2 separate regions of the Mus musculus genome follow, and region 2 is linked to region 1. The links are chromatin loops, found by intact Hi-C in ENCODE. Cell type or tissue: left cerebral cortex. All regions are shown on one strand.

What was found. Peaks named below come from ENCODE experiments on the same cell type or tissue, not always from the same donor. Only the 100,000 strongest peaks of a DNase experiment are listed, where the experiment ranks them.
Region 2: a loop joins it to region 1, with 2.7 times the contacts of the local background. A loop is called at or near these places in 4 of 42 quality-filtered maps.

Annotation. Positions count from the first base shown.
Region 1 is chr6:120,413,576-120,416,075 of GRCm38, forward strand. It overlaps Kdm5a (lysine (K)-specific demethylase 5A), which reads left to right. Exons shown (of 28, transcript NM_145997.2): 20 at 1,641-1,779. Among named protein-coding and RNA genes, the nearest start is that of Gm24592, 34 kb to the left of the region's middle. In left cerebral cortex, no CTCF peak of the experiment used is centred here; no DNase peak of the experiment used is centred here.
Region 2 is chr6:119,946,283-119,948,782 of GRCm38, forward strand. Wnk1 (WNK lysine deficient protein kinase 1) reads right to left here. Exons shown (of 28, transcript NM_001199084.1): 19 at 1,693-2,500; 20 at 1-38. Among named protein-coding and RNA genes, the nearest start is that of Rad52, 45 kb to the left of the region's middle. In left cerebral cortex, a CTCF peak has its summit at 1,103; no DNase peak of the experiment used is centred here.

The DNA of each region.
Region 1 (2,500 bases):
AAACAAGACCCAGAAGGTCCCAATTTCTATAGTGCTAAGATTTCAGTGAGGAAAAAATGGTAGATAAATGAATTTTAGATACTTAATATCTTGAAGAAAATAAAATAAAAAGTGCTGGTGTCTGGCCAGGTGATGGTGGCACATGCCTTTAATCCCAGCAATCGAGAGGCAGAGGCAAGCAGATCTCTGTGAATTCTAGGACAGCCTGGTCTACAAAAGAAGTTTCAGGATATCCAGGGCTACACAAACTCTATATCAAAAAGTCAAAAAAAAAAAAGAGGAAAAAAAGGTGGTAGTGTAATTTTCTATTTCTGACTGACTGAGCTTTCAAGCCTTCTGAACCATATCTTAGTACATTTGATCTCTTAGCATTGATTACTGTATCTTCCATTTGCCTTTTCTTTGCTGCTTAAATGATGGCTTTTTTATGGAAATAACAGCCTCTTCTTTTTACTCTATATAAAGTTTCCTTGGAAATTTCATGGCTTTATTTACCATCTTTGTATATATTTATATAGCAAAACTTTTTTTAAGATGTGGGGGGGGGGTCTTGCCATGTAGCTCTGACTGTCCTAGAACTTTTTTTTTTTTAAAGATTTATTTATTTTATGTATGTCCATTACAGATGGTTGTAAGCAACCATGTGGGTGCTGGGAATTGAACTCAGGACCTCTGGAAGAGCAGTCGGTGCTCTTAAATGCTGAGCCATCTCTCTAGCCCGACCTGGAACTTTCTATGTAGACTAGGCCTTGAACTCACAGAGATCCATCAGGTGCTGGCATTAAAGGCATACATCACCACAGTATCCTAACTCATAATATTTTAATCAATAACAAGTTTCTTTGGTAAATGCCTTCTGGTTTTTGTTTGTTTGTTTTGTTTTGTTGTTTTAGCTAATGCCATTGAATTTTCCCATGTCTCCTAACATGGAATTCAATTCATGATGATAAGACTGAAGCTTCCCACTGCTTTACATAGTGGATGTGTGGGGCTCAGAATCCTTTATGTGTCACTGCCCACACTCTCCTAGTTCACACTCACTCACACTCCATCATTCCTGCACCTACCGTAAAGTCTTCAGTCTCAAGATGAAACTGACTGCTTAAAAACAAATTTTGTCCATACTTTTTTTTTTTTCACTTTCTTTCATTAGGTAATGTACTTTTTTAGAGCCTTCGTTAAAGCACTTTTAAGTCTCTAGGCAGAATTACTTACTATTGCCTGTGGCTATGAGCCCAAAATAATTTGTTCCAATACCAGTGTGATTCTTGGATTTTGATGAATGAGAATAAGATCATCATAAATGTGTTGCTAGCCATGCCCACCTCTGATCATTGCATGTATTTTAGAGAGGTAGAGTAGAGGTAGTCTAGGACTAAGTAGTAAGTAGTAAAAGGAACCTGGAGTGAAGACTCATTCTGAGTCAGTACATCAGGTTTGTCAATTAGTTTATGAGAAATAAGATAGTTTTCTTGTCTGTAAAATAGAAATAAAGATGGCAGCTGCTTTGTTTGCCTTGTGGGAGTGTGAAAAGAAGTGAGCTCATGAATATGAGTTTCTTACACACTGGAAAATGCTATTTTAATTCTTTTAGTAATTGGACTTTTACATAGTATCTTACTGTTTTATTGTTCATTTAGACCTCGGCACAGTATGGCAAATTTAGAAAATATTGTGAATGAAGCCAAGAACATTCCAGCCTTTCTACCCAATGTGTTGTCCTTAAAAGAAGCCTTACAAAAGGCTCGTGAATGGACAGCTAAAGTGGAAGCTATTCAGGTAAAGAAACGTTCAGATTAGCCTACCTGTCAGGTATTACGTTCTTATAAATAAATTAATAAGCCTTACTTCATTAGAATATGCATAATAAAGTAATAGTTCATCTATTCTTTCCTATGATCTTAAAATTCAGAATATTTAAAGGTAAATATTTAAAGGTAACTAGTTTTGATTAGGAAAGCTGTAGAGTTAGATAATCAACTTTTCAGAGAAAGGGGCAGGTATAAATTTTATGACTACAAATTATTTCACAGTTTTTACTCTTTTTGGGGGGAGGGGTGTTGTTTTTTTGAGACAGGGTCTCACTGTGTAGCTCTGATTGGTCTGAAACTCAGAATAGAGTTGTACTACATTCAGTTACTTTTTTGAGAAATAAAATAGTTTTCTTGTCTGTAAAATAGAAATAAAGATGGCAGCTGCTTTGTTTGCCTTGTGAGAGTGTGAAAAGAATTAAGTGAGCTCATGAATATGAGTTTCTTACACATTGGAAACTGGCCTGGACTTAACTGCATAGAGCTGCCTGGCCTCCAATTCACAGAGATCTGCCTGCTTCTGCTGTCTCAGGACTGGGCTTAAAGTCATGTACCACTACTTCTAACTTACCTTCTTGATGATTTTTAAGAACTGTCTGTCCGTCCTTCCCTTTGGTAAAATACTGGCTTGAAGGCTCTGAGTGAGTAGATTCTTTTACTAGGACAGCTCTTCAGGTCACATGACTTAT
Region 2 (2,500 bases), 470 kb before region 1:
ACAGTACCGGCTGAAAGTTCAGTACCCACTGGTGGCACCTATAATAATGAAGGAAAATTCAAGTCTATGAGCTACCATTGGTAAAAAATATATACTAAGAAAAAATTAATTTAAAAGCAGAACGATACTAAAATGTGTCTACTTATAGCATTTAAATTACACTTTTCAGTCTGTTTTAAAGGACAACATACCAAAGACACTAGTATGACAGTTACAATCAAACAACTATGAAACAAATGATAAAATGCAATGAGAAGGGAAACAAAAAGAACAAAATTTTTAAGTAGACAGATAAGAGTACAGTTAGGGGCTGAAGAGACAGCTCAGCAGTTAAGAGCACTAGCTGCTCTTATAGAGAACCCAAGTTTTGTTCCCAGAATCAACATTGTGGCTCAAAACTCCAGTTCTAGGGGATTTGATGCCCTTTTCTGACTTTGTTGGGCACCAGGCATCAAGTGCCAAAAAAAGAGCCACCAACAAATTTTTGAAGTTGCTCATATGAGATAAATAAGACATTTCAAAGAAAACAAGCAGATTTAGAAATAAACAAAGGTCATGACTGATAACAAAGGCATAAAATTATATTATTCTATTGGCACAGAAAGAGGATGAAGATATCAGAATGAGAGGACATCTGCAACAGCACAATTAAATAGTTTCTGTTTATTGGATTTCTAGAATGCTATTATTTCCTCTTTCATTTTCAATCACTTTTATCAACTTCCAACTTTATTTATTGTTTACGAGTACACTGTCACTCTCTTCAGACACACCAGAAGAGGGCATCAGACCCCATTACAGATGGCTATGAGCCAACACGTGGTTCTAGGAATCGAACTCAGGACCTCTAGAAGTTAACTGCTTAGCCATCTCTCCAGCCCAACTTCAACTTTTTATTAACTCCCAATTTTTATCAAAGGAATCTACAATAAGGAATATTCATTCTCAACTAAAAGATGATAAAATATTCCTTTATTGGTCAATACATTTTGCTCCTTTTTGGGATGTAGAATTCTTTAATATCTACCAATCCCGTAGAAATAACCTGTCCTTTTCAACAGACTTATATTGTTAAACTATTTATATCTATGCATGTCTTTGTGGGAGTATGAGCATTCTGAATGCAGTTGCCTGCAGAGGCCAGGAGAGGTCAGATCCAGAGGTTGTTATTAAGTCTTCTGCACATGGCTTCTGGGAACCAAATTTGGGTTATTTGAAAGAGCAGTGTTCTTAAATGCTGAGCCCTTGGTTTTTTTTCTTTTCTTTCCTATTTCTTTATTTAGAGACAAAGCCCTATTCTATAGCCAAGACTGGCCTGTAACTCATTGTAGTGCCCAGGCTTTCCTGTAACTTGTAACTACCTTCTGTCTTCAAGTGTTGGGGTAATAGACATGAGGCATAAGACCCAGGGAAAAACCTGTATTTTACTTGACCATTATTTATTTTACCTGATAATTCTACATTCTAAGAAAACTGTTCAATATAACCTAAAAATCTAGCCACATTCCAAACTAAGAGAACATTCTTGTGTTACCTATACTTAGATCCTAAAACTGTTGTCACTTTAAGACTGAGAGACGAGTTTATATGCCAGGCACCTTCATAACTTGCAAGACTCAGCTGAAAACATGTAATTATTGAGAGGAAAGAAAAGTAATCATATTTATTTAGTCATTGTATGATGACTCTTACCACAGTCTTAGTTGGCTTTGGGGGAGTTGTTCCAGGTTTTACTCCTGTTGCAGTGCCGACTGGGGCTGAAGCGTGTGTGCCTGGGGTAGAAACCTGCCCAGGTGTGCCTACTGGCATAACTGGCATGCCAGCTGCTCCTAATGGTAAACTGGTTGGTGGTAAGCAAGTACTTGTAGTGGAAGTCATGAGTTTACTTGGTGCTACAGCAGTGGTAGTGATGCCCGGTGTGACAGTCGTCTCTACTACTAAAGGTGTCTCTAGGGAGACAGAAGCATGCTGAGTTCCAGATGAGCTGTGTTCACTAAAGAGAGATCTCAGCTTTTCCTCCAGAGTCTTTATATCATCAATCCCAGGAGCTTTGGATTGGGTATCAGCATCCATTTCAGGACAGTGTGTGTGAGGCTGGTTGGGAAGCAGAGCTGGTTGAGGCTGACTGTGAATGAGTGTTTGCTGTACAGCAGGCACATTAACAACAGGTTGTACCAAGGGTGGGATATTAGGTACTTGGGGTAATAAAGGTGTAGAAGTAGGTACTACTGGTTGGGGGAGGCCAGGTGTAGAAACTACAGCTGATGAGATGACCAAAGGATGAACCATACCAGGCTGAGAAACAGAAGTAGACACAGCTGTTCCAGAGGAGGAGGAAGAGGATGGCGCACAAAAGGACAAACCCAATCCTGCTGTACTACTGTGAGATGCCTTGTCTAGTGAGTGTGCACTAACCACCATTGTTTCAGCTAGAGTAGGAGCAGAGGTGCTGCTACTAAGTGGAAGGGATGGCTGTGAAGCCATGCCTGGGAATGGAGTG